2 separate regions of the Homo sapiens genome follow, and region 1 is linked to region 2. A link is a loop called in an ENCODE intact Hi-C map of the cell type or tissue named here. Cell type or tissue: CD14-positive monocyte. All regions are shown on one strand.

Region 1 (8,000 bases), 66 kb before region 2:
ACAATGGAGATTTTATGTAGTTATTTCTTTGTGCTTTCAGGGCATGGCCCAAGGTATTCTTCAAGCAATATGTATTGAATCCACAGGCACTGACATGAAAGGCATAATTTTTGCTATAATTACATCTTTACTTTCACCATGAACTTACATCTACCTCATCCTGCAAACGCACAGCAGAGACCTTTTTATCTGAAGTCTTTTGAAAATATGTGTATGTGAAAATGGCTAACTGGTGTGTTCTCTCCCTTGGTGAATATTACAAAGTGATAGATTGGCTGCTAGAATTGCGTAAGTGGGGTTATTAAGGAGGGAGACATCTTATTAAGGAGTGACAAGAAACAGGGAACCATGTGCTTAAGATATAGAAGTTGTGTAAACCCAACAGAGGAGAAATAGAAAACATGCAGGTTATTTTGGAAAGAAGAAAATGAAGACACTTGAAATAAAACAGAAAAGTAAATACGGAGCCAGCAGGGTTCAGCATGGGAGTGTGGGCTGGAAGTCTGATTCTGAGGAAGAAAACAAGGGGAAAAAATAAAAGAAAGAATATACTGCAATCCCAGGCTAGAAAGGGGTGATTTGATCCATGGAGCAGCAAATGCAGAAAACAACAAAATTAGCATCATTTCAGTCTCCTTCAAACGCTATGTCTAGATCTGGCTTGTGTTAGCATACCTGTGGCAATAAAGGTATTTGGCTCTGAATGTGTTTTAAATTTTAAATTGAAGAGAATTTTCTAACATTTACCCATTTTAAAGATGAAATATTATAGGACTAAAACTTGTAAGGGCCACTTTTCTGTGATTACAATCAAGCGAATTTCATTGCAGCTGGGAGCAGCCTATGCCAGTATATGGCATTTCAGAGTCTAGGGCTGCATAAGGATATGTACATTTAAACATGAATTGTATAATTATGGATATTAACATGTCTAGTCCAATATCCTGGGAATGTTCCCTAAATGATACTTTCTGCACAGCACTTTGCTTAGTTTTCAGTATCTGAAGAAATGGTCTGACTTGCTAGCCCTGTGGTTGGTAGAAATGTATATTTGATGGGTTTTTAAATCAACTCTCACTCAGATTTTGAATAGTCAGGCTTTAACCCTCAGTGATCTTCACCAAGTATATTCTTGCCAAGGGCTTACTCTGCAGGAGGCTGGGTGGTCCGTCTTATGTCGATTTAGAAGATATAAGTGACATCAAGGACTCAAGGAGCCTCCAGGCTGCTGCTGGACAGAGGTGTGGATAGGAAGACATGGAGGTAGAGAAACAGTAAAGAAAAACACCCAAAGCACAAGAAAGGCTGCAGTGTCCAGCAGAATGTGATGACATTGACATGAGAGGCCCTGACAAAGTTCCAGGGAAAGTCAGAGAGGGAAAGACCAGATCCCTTTGGGATGACTGTAAGAGGCACTGGGACATTTGAGATGTGCCTTGCAGAACAAGACGACTTCCAGGGTCAGGACGGGGAGAAGCCTTCAGAGCAGGAGGAGTTACCATGCACCAGCAGGAGGGTGCGGGAGGTCGGCAGTGTGCACAGGGGCTGAGCTTACTGCAGGGAAAGAATGGGAGAGTGAGGGCCACAGTCAGGACAAAGCTGGCAGCCAACAGTGCTGAGCACTCCTGAAAGGCCAGGCAGGGCTCTAAGTATTTCTTTTTGTTTGTTTGTTTGTTTATTATACTTTAAGTTCTGGGATACATGTGCAGAATGTGGAGGTTTGTCACATAGGTATACACGCGCCATGGTGATTTGCTGCACCCATCAACCCGTCATCTACATTAGGTATTTCTCCTAATGCTCTCCCTCCTCTAGCTTCCCACCCTGCTGACAGTACCCAGTGTGTGATGTTCCCCTCCCTATGCCCATGTATTCTCATTGTTCAATTCCCACTTATGAATGAGAATATGCGGTGTTTGGTTTTCTGTTCTTGTGTTAGTTTGCTGAGAATGATGGTTTCCAGCTTCATCCATGTCCCTGCAAAGGACATGAACTTATTTTTTTTATGGCTGCATAGTATTCCATGGTGTATATGTGCCACATTTTGTTTATCCAGTCTATCATTGATGGGCATTAGGGTTGATTCCAGGGCATTTGTGTTGGTTCCAAGTCGTTGCTATTGTGAACAGTGCTGCAATAAGCATATGTGTGCATGTGTCTTTATAGTAGAGTGATTTATAATCCTTTGGGTATATACCCAGTAATGGGATTGCTGGGTCAAATGGTATTTCTGGTTCTAGATCCTTCCATGGCTCTAAGTATTTCTTAATCCTCACACAGGCAGGCTTTCTTGCTAACCTCTTTAGAGATGAGGAAAGCAGGGTGCAGAGGTTAAGTAACACGCTGAGGACACAGGCTTCAGAGAGGGGTGAAGCTGGCCTTTGAAGCTAGGTTGTCCATCTCTAGAAGCCACACCCTTAAGCCTCTGCTGCAGGAGGTGGGAGTTAAACATAGGCAATGAGAAGTCATTGAATATTTTGGTTTTCTGGGTCCTGAGCTGCACTTTAGAAATACCAGTCTGGCAGTGATGATCAAGTGACTAATTCAAAGGGTATTTTGAGAGACTGAGTGAAAGGAATGAAGACCTGGACCAGCATGGTGGCTGTGGGAAGGGGCAGGAGAGACACCGGTGCAAGGGAGATTCAGCAGGTGGAATCTGGGGCTTGCACTGATTGGATACAGGAGTACAGTTGCTTAAAGAGGGAGAGGTGAGAGAATGAGGACGCCATTGTTAGGAAACAAAAATCAGGAGATGTAGCTGGATTTAGGGAGAATAATATGCCTTCAGTTTTGGATGAGTCAGTTCTGGACTGCTCTCATTCCAGGAGATGTTGGAAACAGAGACTGGATCCCTGAGGAGATGCTGTTAGTGAGCATTGATTAACACCATGGGACTCTGAATAGGCAGTAGGGTAACTCAGAGGATGCCAAGAGAGAATAGAAAGATATAATAAAGGAGGATGAGCACAAGACCTTGGGGAATATAATTACAAAGGATGGGGAAGAAGAAAAACCCACCACGCTGCAGGAGAGTGAACTCTCAGAGAGGCAGATAGATGAGCAATGAGTCTGCTGACCCACTGGTAACCAACAGTAGGAACTTTCTGAGGAAGACACAGTTAATGGCGCCACCCTTGACTCATATATCAGAGAAGAGGAGATGGAGGGAGTTGAAGGGAAGAAACAGTGGAATAGGAAGGCTTGGTAGCACCTTGCCAACTCAGTTCAGATGAAAAGCCTGAGAGAAACTGAGAGATTATCATTTGGCTGGCAGAGCAGAGTTCTCAGGGTCCTGGAAGCTGGCTGTCTTCAAGCCTATTAATGGTTAATGTTTCTCATGCTCTTTTTTGCTAAATTTGACAAACCTATTCCCCTTCCTCCTCAAAGTCAACTGAGTTATTCACTCAGTTAAATCTATCATGACTTAAAAAGTATATGCTTAGCTTGGAGAGGGGGTTACATCTGTTCTTGTAGTCACATAATTACTGGAGACATGAAGGAAGATTCCAGCAACTCAGGCGCCTTCTGAACAGGTTGAATACCTGGTTTTTATGAGCAACCCGCTTCAGTTTTCTGAGAAGCTCTGAGTAACTACAACTAAACAAGTCTATTCTTGAATATGTTTATAATAAAAAAGGAAAGATAATGCAGTTATTTGCTAATTGCTGCAATGATTAAAGCAAGATGTTTCAAGTTTATCCTTTCATAAGACCAGCAGCCTTTTGAACACAAACAGGATCTGACAAAGATAGTAATAATGAAAGCGGGAGAACAAGGAAACAATGCCAGTTTTCTTCAGAACAATCGGTTGCCACTGACTTCTAACCTACCTACAGTTTCAAGTTTCTTTGGCTGGGACTATATTCTGGTTTTTCAGTGCTGTACTGTGATTAAGCCAAACTTCAGCAAAAAAGGAAGTGCTGCATTGTAGCAGTATTGAAAGTTATGTAGGTGGATTTTTTAAAAAAAATATTACAGCCTAAATTTTCTTAGCAAAAGTCAAATGAGTAACAACACACAGTTTGGAAACATTTGGAGAGGAGAAAACAAATATCTGACAAGAGTACTTAAAATCTGAAAAAAAAAAAAAAAAAAAAAAAAAAAGAAAGTGGGAGGAGAGTGAGAAAAAGCCCCTGACAGGTAATGGTGGAAACCTGACAAATGGAAGGTCATTCTAATGAGAGAGGCGGCCTGGTCTCATGGAAAGAGACTTTGGCCTTTGGAATCTGACCTTCCTGGATGTGAATTCCAGGTGTGCAGACTCCTGGCAGCAATACTCTTGGGAAAGGTGCACTAATGTTCTGAGCTTCAATTTCTTAGTACATTATGGGGCATATGGGAAAGAGACAGAGGTGGGCTACTTCTCTCTCCACTCCAGGATGCCACCCTCCCACTGTTCCCCACCTTCCTTCTTCCCCAGGACCAGGCTGAGCTCAAGGCTTGTCCCTAAGGCAGCTGGTGAAGGAAAGGTTCGACTTGGTGGTAGAAGCCCTGGACTGGAGTCCCCACCTATGGGCTGAGGGATCCTCCACAAGTGATTCAACTTCTTAGTTTCTCACCTACAAAAGGCAGGGAAATTCCTGCCACAGGACAACAAGGAAGTTAAATGACATGATTTTTTGTGAAAGTGTTGTGGAAAGCACTTCTGTCTTCTATCTTATGAATCAGTAGGGAATGAGCATTCTCAAAATGACCAGAATGATTCCTAATTTCCTTTCTAAGGACCTGATTCCCTTTTCATACGTTCTTTTTGTTCTAAAAACAAAACAAAACAAAACTTACTTTGTAAAGAAAGCCTGAATTCCAGAGCCAGAGTCTGTCCGTTAAAAACTTTCAAGCTTTTTTTTTAAACTTATAAAAGGCGTTATACCCTATAGCCACTCAAACTTGTATAAACAAGAGTTGCAATGTGAAAAAACTCACTTGCTGGGTTTGCCTCTATGAACAACTATTGTTGTCAATGCAAATTGAATCCGAAATTACCCTTGTCATTGTTTTTTTCTGGGGTTGCTTCTTTCATTTCTGTTAAAAATACACAGAAACATTAAAAAAGTAACTATCTCCTCTGTTTTATAAGGAGAAGAAGGGATAAAGAAAAAGAAAATCAACTTGGCATGCAAGTGAGCCTTGCTCTGGAATTTGGGTGGGTCTAGGAAAAAGCACCGACCTCAGTGGAAAACATATATGGGTGTGTGGGAAATCCCTGTAAACTATAAATTGACTACACAGTGCTTAAGCTGGTGTGGAGAGAAACCACAATACTCTCTGAAACCAGAGAGGAGGGGACAGAGAGCAAGTTTTGCACGAGGAGAGCACAAAGTGTCCCTGGGAGACAGAGCTGCTGGTAATTCTTAGCAGGCTTAACTGGATCTATTGAAAGTGACCACTGTAAAACACCACTGTTGCACCCTGGGGTTCTCTGTGGGATGCCCCTACTTGTATCATGCAGGAACCCTATGGCCTGACTCTGCTTCACCCACACTTCTTCCCACCGCTCCCCAGCAAGGCCCCCCGCCCTGTTCAATTGCTCCTGTATGCTTCCCCACTTCACTGCCATTGCCTTTGCAGCTCCAATTCCTGGAAAGCATTCTTTCCCTTTTCTATTAGAATCTCATTATGTAGCTTCGAAGCCCTTCAAGGCCTGTCAAGACTCAGCTTTCCCTTCCCGATGGGGCCTTACCTCTTCTACACTTTCTAAATGTTATCTTCTCCAGGCTGAACAAAACCTAGTGTGTCTCTTTGCTACTAAGGACTAATCAGATGCTGTGTCCTGATTCATTCGGTGTTGGTGTATCCCATATCTCCAATCAGATTACGAGCCCCTGGAGGGCTGACAGCACGTTGGACTTGGCTGAGCTAGAATCAGCTCCCTTTTGCACCCTGAGCTGAGTGCATGCAGCTCAGCATTTGTAATCCTAGCCTAATGCAATGTGAAATTTATTATCTCTCTTTTTACAAATGAGGAAACTGAAGATCAGGGAGACAGTGTGACTTGTCCAAAGTCACTAGCCCAGTTGCCTTTCAGAAGGCATCTCACTCCATCTTCAGGATGACCCCAGGGGCTAGGCTTTCACACTTTAACTCCTCCTAGAAGGTCATAACCTGAAGATCTGAGATTTGAACCCAAGTCTGTCTGGCTCCTACCCTGTACCTTTCCCACTATAGCATATTGCCTCCCTATCACCAAAATGCCCAACACGAAGTTGAACATGGCATAATATCAAATGAACTTGTGATCATCCCGTTTTGTCAAAACTAAGAGAACATAAAAAAAAATCAGCAAATTTGACCAGAGCAGTGTATTTATGGCAAGACCAAGGCAAAACTTGATTCTGCATTCTTTGCATTATAGTAACAGACTGAAAAGGTTCATAAGTGTATTCATATTTAAGGGAGTGTGTAACTGTTCTACCTGGGTCAATGTAGAATTCCCTATACGTTGCATGCATCATCAGGAATTTCATATGCAGCAGATAGGCATACAGCCTGGTTTCTCCAACAGCCAAAGGCATTTCTGAGTGGCAACAACACTGATCTGGTGAAGCTGAGTCCATCTGGACATTGGGGAGCCCCAGGCCAGCAGGGTTTCTGCTAAGTGGACCTTTCCAAATCCTCTCAGGGACAAAACCTGGTTGGGCATCTTCAAGAAAAGATGCTCTTGTAAAGTTGGTGTAGCTGCTTAAATAAGCCCCGAATAGAGTCTAGTCCGTCTCTCTGTGCTTTTCTTTAAATTTCCCTTCATAGAAAGCTAAAACTTAAAGAGGTTTCAGAGAAGCTAGTCTGACCCCATCTCCCAGTATCATTGAGAAAACTGAAGCTCGGAGGGGCTGGGTCATTTGCCGGAGGTTTTGCAGGACACAGAAGAGCTTGTTCTCCTAATGTGGCCTAGAACTCTTCACCAGGCCTCCTCCTATCCCAGGTGGAAACTAAAGAGGAAAAGATGAAGCCAAACTCAGGCGGAAGCAACATAATTAAACTGGTTTATCGTTTGGCAACAGAGATCAGAGGAGTGAGTGGAAAGTGAAAATCAGTGAAACACTTGCAGTTTAAAAGAGGCATGCGATTCCTGCTTTTCCTAAGCAGTTGAAATGTGTTTATATGTCTTTCCTGGAGCTCTCTCATTGCTAATGTGGTCCTATAAGGGGAAGTCCTGGAGACTGAGCTGGGTGTATTTGAGTATTCTTCTCAATGGAAGGCAATGAGCTTGTGTGCTACACTGCTTAGGCCACACGATCCCCCAAGCCTGGGCTGCCAGACGTCGCCATCATTGTTCCATGCAGATCATGCCCATCCTGTGCAGAAGGTCACTATAGGAACACATGGCACAGGGAAGAAAACGCCCATAGAAATTCACATGGTGCTTGTCTAAACCGAAGGCAGGTGAGATCCACCCACTGTCATGGGAAGCTGCTAGCATGCTCCCATTTGTTTATAATAATTTCTCCACCGTTAGAGGCTGCTTTAAAAAGAAACGGCCAAAACCTGCGATCCGGTGCCACAATTGAGACAGAAAGCATGGGACCATGACAGTTTTAAGAATTACTAAAGTATGAGGCTTGACCAGATCATTTTTCCAAGGATCCAGAGCCCTTTAGAGAGAATTCAAGAGGGAGAATTTCTGGTGACTTCTACCACCTCTGAAGAATTAAAAAACTTACTTGTGCTGCTTTCCAGGCCTCTGTGGTAGTTAATTCTGCTTGGCAGTTTTTGTTGTCAAATAGCTTTTAAGAAATCTGGAGCTATCTCAGATATAAATACCTTAATGATGCCAGAGGACTGTCTTTCACCCATAAAAACTGAAGCCATGTGCCAGAAGCCCTCGTGGCTCAAGGGCTCTGTCCTTGGACACGGATGAGGGCAGCTGGGCGGTGGGACCGAGGCTCTGCCTGAATGCTCAGCTTCTGCAAGCTGGGGTGGAGAGTGTGTTCCTGCCTACCGGCTCAGCCAGCACAGGAGCACGTAGCCTGCAGGTGTGGGTTGTACACAGGCTTCCCCCTGCT
Region 2 (8,000 bases):
CATTATTCTATTCATGATGGTGAAGCCTTCATGGCTTAATCACCTCTTAATGGTCCCACCTCTTAATACCATCACAATGGCCATTACATTTCAACACAAGTTTTGGAAGTGCAGTGTTTTGATTATTTGTCCCCTTCAAAAAGTATGTTGAAAAGTCTCAATGTAGCAGTATTAATAGGTGGGGCCTTTAAGAGGTCAGTGAGTCATGCGGGTTCTGCCTTCATGAGATTAATCCATACATGAATTAATGGATTAATGGGCTATCACAGGAATGAGTCTGTTTAAAAGCCAGCGTGGCTCTCATTTTCACACCCTTGCCATGTGATGTCTTGAGCCATACTGGGATTCTCCAGAGAGTCCCCACCAGCAAGAAGGCCTTCGCCAGATGTGGCCACTCAACCTTGGATTTCCTCAGAACTGTAAGAAATGAATTTATTTTCTTTATAAATTATCCAGTCTCAGTTATTCAATTTTAGCAACAGAAAACAGAGTAAGGCAGGAGGGGGACATTCAAACCACAGCATTCCAACCACGGCCCCCCCAAAACTAATGTTTTTCTGACATACAAAATGCATTCATTCTATCTTGATGCCCCAGAAGTCTTAACTCATTTCAGCATCAACTCAAAAGTCCAAAGCCCAGAGTCCCATCTGAATTAGAAATCGGGGAGACTCAAGGCATGATTCATGCTGAGGCAAATTCCTCTCCAGCTATAAACTGTGAAATTAACAAGCTACATGCTTCCAAAATACAATGGTGGGACAGACATAAGATAGACATTCCCATTCCAAAAGGGAAGAATAAGCAAGAAGAAAGAGATAATCTGCTTTGACTCCATGTCCTGGGCACTCTGGGGCAGGAGTTGGGTTCCCAGGAACTCAGGCATCCTTGCTCCTATGGCTTTGCTGAGTTCAGTCTACCTAGCAGGTCTCACGGGTTGGAGTGTGGCACCAGCAGCTCTCCCAGGTTAATATTTCAAGCTGGTAGCTCTACAGTTCTGGGGTCTCAGAAATGACCCTGGCTCCGCTAGGCACAGCACAGCCCCTGCAGCAGCTCCAACTCCACATTTAGACTCAGCATTGCCCGAATAGAGCTCCCTGTGATGGCTCTGCCTCCATGACAAGTCTTTGCCTGGGCCCCCAGGTAGACTGTGACAGCCTTTAAAATCTAGGTGGAGGTCACTGTGCCCCACAGCTCTTGCATTCTACATGCCTGCAGAATTAGCACCATGTAGATGCTGCCAATGTCTACAGCTTACACCTTTTGGAGCAGTAGATTGAGCCACAACTGGGGCCACTTGAACCACAGCTGGAGCAGTGGAGAATCACTGCACCAGGATGTAAAAACAGAGACCCAATGTGGCCCTGGACAGTGAGCCTGTAGAGGGCATCCAGGCCCATCCCCAAAAACCATTCTGTCCTCTGAGAGCTCTGGACCTGTCATTGAGGGCAGCTTTGAAGATCTCTGAAATGCCTTTGGGGTCATTCTTCCACTGTCTTGATGAGCCCTTCCATCTGTACGAGTCTCCTTACCCAACGGTTTGTTGGCCACACCCTTGGTTTCCTCATGTGAACACATTTTCATTCTGTAAATGGTCAGGCTGAAAATTTAAAAAATTTTTCTGTTCTGCTTTTGTTTTAAATTATAAATTCCATCTTTAAGTCATTTTTCCCCTCTTGGATCTTACTATATGCAGTTAAAAGTAGCTGCACAACTCCTCCAATATTTTGCTTAGAAGTTTCTTCTACTGGATATTCTAGTCGGGCACTCTTAAATTCCACCTTCTGTAAATCCCTTGAGCATGGACACAATTTGACCACGCTCTTTGCCATTTCATAACAAGGATGCTCTTTACTCCAGTGTCCAAAAAGATACCCTCTTTTTCCACCTGAGACCTCATCAGAATGGCCTTTACACTCAGCATTTCTAACAACATTCTGATCATGGCCACTCAAGTAATCTGTAAGAAGTTTCATACTCTCCCTACAGCTCTCCTCTTCTTCTGAGCCCTCTCCAAAATTGTCCTTACTACTCTGTTTATGGAAATGTAGGCTTTTTCTAGCCTACTCTTCCAAATTTTTTCAACCTCTATCGATTGCCCAGTTCCAAAGCTACTTTCACATTTTCAGGTATTTGTTATAGTAACAGCCTCAATTCTCAGTACCAACTTTCTAACCATTTTGTGTTTCTATAAACACAGGTTGGGTAATTTATAAAGAAAAGAAATATATGCTCACAGTTCTGAAGGCTGGGAAGTCCAATATCAAGATGCTGGCATCTGGTAAGGGCCTTTGTGGTGTGTCACCCCCATGGCAGAAGGTGGAAGGCAAGACAGCATGAGAGAGCAAGAGAGCAAGAGGGGGTCAAATTCACTAGTACAAGCAGCCTACTCTCATAAAACTAACCCACTCCGGCAGTAACAACATTATTCAATTCTTGAGGGTGGAGCCCTCGTGGCCTCATCACCTCTAAATACTGTCACACTGGCAATTAAATTTTAACATGAATTTTGGAGGGGACATTCAAACCACAGCACTCTCCAAACCTCTCTTAGCATCTTCTATAAGCCTCTAGTTTACAATATGCCAAATGCCACTATGGCCCCTTGTTTGAAACATGTTTGTCTCCCCAGTCACTGAGCTTTCTGAAGGCAGCAACAGCCTTTCATCCCAGATCCTCTTTCTGGCTGGACCCCTCCCCTGGCTCCACCCCAACCTAACATGCCTTCCAGGCACCTGTGTCACTCTGGAGGCGGAAGAGCACAGGCAATTACCTGTGTGATGTGTTTTTCCATCTTTGTTTCATTGCCTTCATCAACCTTCTGATCAAGGTAGCCAGAAGCTGCTGTATGATCAAGTGAAAAAATAAAATCTCAGAATTATTAATCACTTCTAATGTGCTGGGCACCCTGATAAGAAATTTATGTATGCCAGTTTAATTAATTCTTGCAACTATTATCGCTATTGGATTTCTATCATCTCCACTTTACAGATGCGGAAATGGAAGCTGAGGGCAGGTAATAGGAATATTGCCTGAGGTTCCACAGCCAGGAAGAGAAGCAGTGGAGCCAGGAGCCCAGCCTCTGTTAACTTCTAGCAAAATGGCTCAAGGAAATATCAGCACAAACCTGGTTCTTGGCTGGCTTCTCCTTTTCACCGGTGGACAAACTGGTGGAAAAGTGGAGGGTCCTGTTTAAAAGAGAGTAGTTTAGTTAAATCACTGAGTTTTATTTCCTCCCACCAAACTATGAGTTGTTATGGTAAGATCCCTGAGTCAATGCCAATCTTCTACAGTCCTGGGAGCTTAAATACACTTGGCAAGCAACACCAAGTTATACAGTTTCCAATACTTAGAGGTATCTGTGAATGCAGATCTTAATGCAGTATATTCTTCTGGGGCTGCATTTTCTGTCTGAAACAGAGAATGTATCTTAGATGATGTGCTTAGCATAGAACATGCTTCATCTCAGGACTCAGTTAGGATAACAACAAGGCAGGCACATTGGCCAGTGTCAAGTGTGAAGGTCCAATTTAGGCCCTTACTGTGTTGAAGGCCGCTGGGCAGATGCCAGGACAGACACAGAGGCCAGGCTCCAGCACAGCGTCAGGGGAAGTCCATGCCAGGGTGTACTTGATCTGATCTCCCACATAACATAAATGATCCTAGAGACGAAGGTCCTGCCAAGAGATCTCCAGGTGACTCCAGGAGTCCTTGAGGCTGTGAATCTTTGCACCATACTTTAAATTTCTACAAAGCCCCAAATGCCTGTCGCCTCCTCAGCTCCTTTTGTAAAGGAACATGGGTAAACCATGGACCATTAAGAGTAGACAAAGTTTTGCCAAGTCCTTGGTGCTATGTAGGGAAGAGCTTCTCAGAATGTTCTACTGGGTCCCTCTAGCTGTGGAGTAGGGCAAATGAGCACCGGGGGTCTGGAGGGATAACCCGAAGCAGCCCCATAACTTGCATGGAATGTTTTTGAAGTCTTGTATTTATCTTAATAATTCATGAGAATTTTACATTTCTTTCCATGCTATACCCATGTCTATTTTATATTAAATGTAGCATTAATAATTGCCCGAAACCTGAAAAAAATGGTGCCCCAGAAAGCTGTACCCACAGTTCTCCTGTAGCTGCCCTGGGGGAACATAGGCCCCAGTTCAAAAGCACCGATGTATGGCATTAATCTCACTGATTATTCTAGAACCTTCTCTGGCCCACACTTAGAAAAACCACAGGCAGCCAGGGGCTTGAACCTAAGCAACATGCACACAAGTTCAGACCCAACAAAGGGAAGAATTTCCAGGAGAGATTTGTGCATAGGCTCAAGAAGCCTTTTAGAAAATGAACAAACAAAATATCTCATCATAAGTCAGGGACACCTAATATTTTGGATTCTCTGAACACTGATGTAGTCTACAGAGATCCTCCTCAGAAAAAAAAAAAAAAAACCACAAAACATTTCTTAGGTCTGTGTGTCCTTTAGAGATTTCTAGCGACCTGAGACCATCTGTGGGTCCCTAAGAATATAAAGATTCCCACTGAGATCCTTTGTGCAAAGGTCCCTTGTAGAGGGCATATGTTTTCTTTAAATGTTTTGAGCCAACGTCTAAACATTGAGAAAGTTCACACTGTTGTCTGGATCCTGGAGACTTGACAGCTTTGGACCTACATGATCTCATGGCTCCATGGAGGGGAGGAGCTGCCGCTGCCCCTGCAGCTGGGATTCCCTGTCCCCTCTGCCACACCACCCCCATTCCTCCTTCACAGAACCCGCCGGCCCCTGTGGCCGCTGAACTGGTGACTTGTCATGCCATTAGGTCATCGTCGGGGACATCAGGCCCTGACAGTGGCCAAGAGCCATCTGGAGTCCATGCTAGTCATCACGTGCCCCAGCTGACCTTCCACCCAGACCTGCTGCAGGGCTGTGGCTGGAGAAAAGCTGGGTCAAAGAAGCGGAAGAATCTACAGATACATCCAGTACTAGGAGCATTGGTTGCAGTGGAGGAGTTCAATTCCCCATATGGGGAATATTCTCCCCACTCCACTTGGAATGGAGCCATGAGGGTGAGTGGAGAGTCAGAGTCTGCCGCAGCCTTGGGGCAGAAACAGCTTCCCAGACAACATCGGCACCTTCCCTTGGGACGGTGGTGGCTGCAGCAACAAATTAACACAAATAGGGTGACTTAAAACAACAGAAATGTATTGTCTCACAGTTCTAGAGGCCAGCAATCTGAAGTCAAAGGGTCCACAGGGCCATGGCACCCTCTGGAGACTCAAGAGGAGAATCTGCCATTTGCCGCCTCCAGCTTCTGGTCTCTCCAGGCATCCACTGGCTTGCGGCTGTGTCACTCCAATCTCTTCTTTCTGTCTGTGTTTTCTCTTTTGTCTCTTCTGAAGACTCCTGTCATTGGATTTGGGGCCCACCTAATCAATCCAGGATGATCTCATCTGCAGATCCTTCCCTTAATTATATCTGAAAAGATGTTTTTTTTCCAGATGAAGTCACATTCACAGGTACTCGGGATTAGGACTCGGACGTATCTTTTGGGGGTCACCATTCAACCCACTACCCAGCTTCTTAGCCACTGGCATACGTCATAGGCAACAGCAGCCCCTAATAACAAGTATCAGTCATGGTGGTGGCTTTGCCAGTGTTCATGGTAAAAAGTGCCCTCCATGAGCCAGACCTGAGTGGGGAGGAGAATACAGAACCACATCGCAACTTGACTTGGATGCCCTTGGTAATGAGCATGAGAGCCCAACCGGAGGACACCAAGAGGTCTCTGGGAGAGATGGAGGCACATGAAAGAGGTCCTGGAAGAGTCAGTAGGGGCTGAGCCTGATTTTTTTTTAACATGCTGTGACCTATTTGCACCCCAAGGCTGCTGAGGCCTGGGGAAGTGCTTAATTTGCACAGCTGCATCCTCATGAGAGCCCTGGTCTCATCTGAGTCCACCTGCCCATGCCCCAAATCCAAACCAGTGTGTTCCACTCTCATGCTCTGCCAACCAGTATGAGGTGAGCCATCCAACACTCACTGAGCATTTCCCGTGTGAAGTTCCCATGCTGGGGTACCCCTCTCCCTAGAGCTCTAGATGGAGAGACAGAGAGGCATTCTCCAATCACCTGGGAAAAGTCAGTTAGGTGTGGATGCCAGAGGTTTTCATCGTCCTATTCCTGTCCCTTATTTAAAAAGTGAGTGGGCTCTGTGTTCACTGTCCCCTGGTGGGATGCAGTAGAAATAAAGGCAGAAATTGCCCAGCTTTGGTCTTCTGGAAGTCTAAGCCCCTGGGGGATTTCAGAGAATCTACTGAGCTGGCAAAATAAAAGGGCTTAGGGGTATGTATTAGCCCATTATTGCTATAAAGAACTACCTGAAACTGGGTAATTGATTAAGAAAAGAGGTTTAATTGATTCAGTTCTGCAGGCTTAACAGGAAGCATGACTGGGAGGCCTCAAGAAACTTACAATCATGGCGGAAGGTGAAGGGGAAGCACGTTTTACCATAGTGGAGCAGGAGGGAGAGAGAGACAAGGGGAAAGTGCCACACACTTTTAAATGATCAGATCTCATGAGAACTCACTATCACGAGAACAACAAAAGGGGAAGTCCACCCCCCATGAGCCAATCACCTCCCACCAGGTCCCTCTCTCAACACTGGAGATTACAACTCAACATGAGATTTGGATGGGGACACAGAACCAAATCAGATCAGAGTAGAAACAAAAAATACTGGACCAATAAACAGAAGGAACATTTCCCCAGATCAGGCAATTTTCCCCAGGTCAGGGAGATATTCTCCTGGGGTGTGGGGAGGAGACTGGGATAGCTCAGCAAGGTCCCAGGAAGGCGGCAGCTGCCTGGTCCTCTTAGGTACTTGAGAAAGGTATCTTCACCCCAAATGGGGCTTTGAACCTCAGGCCTAATTGCCCCAAGGGCCAGTCAATGGACTGTAATGTATATAGACTGATGATGAGGCCCAATGAGGACCAGAGGATCCACTCCTGCCCCCACCCCACTCAGCAGTTCCACAACCTACATATGTCCCTGAGACCATGATCTGGTCACAGAGTAAGGAAAGTGCCTTGGTTTGCTAGGGCTGCCCCAACAATTCCACAGACTGGGTGGCTTCAACAACAGACTTTTTTTTTTGTAGCACTTCTAGAGGTCAGAAGTCCAAGATCAAGGTGTCACTTGGCTATTTCTGAGGCCTCTCTCCTTGGCTTGTGGATGACTGTCTTCTGCCTGTGTCTTCACATGGGCTTCTCTCTGTGCCTGTCTGTGTCCTAATATCCTCATTACAACACTGATCATATGGATTTAGGGCCCACTCTAATGATCTCATAGTAACTTAATTGCCTCTTTAGTGGTCCTGTCTCCAAATACCATCACATTCGGAGGTACTGGAAGTTAGAACTTCAACAGAAGAATTTTAGGAGTCCGAATTCAGCCCTTTACAAAGAGGAACTTTCAGGAAATGATCCAGCTTGGTGAAGAAATGGTTCTCTTGAAATAAAATTTAAGTAAATAAAAAACACAGATTTCTCTTTTGTACACACCTCGGGATGTGGACTGATTCATGCCTACTGGCCCCCACAGGTGCCTTTTCCCCAGGCAGGAAGGTACAGATCCTGGGAGGGGCATGATTGTGTTTTTGTTTTTTATTTTTTAAAGGAAATCTCCAGGTGATTTTCAGTCCCTCCCACAGAGGCCCACTGCTGTGCCAAGTGGGCACAGGGCAAATCCCAAAGCTCTTGCTCAGTTATAAGACAAATAGTCAGTAGGTGCCTTCTATAGGCGAAGCGTTGTGCAAGGCACCTGGAGGAAAACTAAAGTATGTGGCCTGCCCTTACCTGTTATATACAGCAAGGCGCTCGGTCAAAGCAAAGAAAGCCCAAAGGCATTCCCAAGCTTGGTGCTCCAGACCTCCCTGTGCACTCACATGCCTGCGCTCTTTACTCTCATCCAGGTTCTTTCTCCCTCCCTAGATCTGCTAAGAA

The links. Peaks named below come from ENCODE experiments on the same cell type or tissue, not always from the same donor. Only the 100,000 strongest peaks of a DNase experiment are listed, where the experiment ranks them.
Region 1: a loop joins it to region 2, with 1.8 times the contacts of the local background. A loop is called at or near these places in 3 of 110 quality-filtered maps.

The regions. Positions count from the first base shown.
Region 1 is chr21:38,264,474-38,272,473 of GRCh38, forward strand. All of the region lies in intron 1 of KCNJ15 (potassium inwardly rectifying channel subfamily J member 15), which reads left to right. Among named protein-coding and RNA genes, the nearest start is that of KCNJ15, 11 kb to the left of the region's middle. RefSeq lists silencers at 3,899-3,968, 5,399-5,448. In CD14-positive monocyte, no CTCF peak of the experiment used is centred here; DNase peaks (open chromatin) are centred at 3,098, 3,888 and 4,618; H3K27ac peaks cover 3,496 bases.
Region 2 is chr21:38,330,189-38,338,188 of GRCh38, forward strand. LINC01423 (long intergenic non-protein coding RNA 1423) reads right to left here. Exons shown (of 6, transcript NR_110545.1): 2 at 3,128-3,188; 3 at 2,774-2,844; 4 at 2,238-2,289; 5 at 1,533-1,600. Among named protein-coding and RNA genes, the nearest start is that of LINC01423, 12 kb to the right of the region's middle. RefSeq lists enhancers at 2,516-3,715, 4,818-4,987. In CD14-positive monocyte, CTCF peaks have their summits at 3,049, 3,396 and 3,927; no DNase peak of the experiment used is centred here.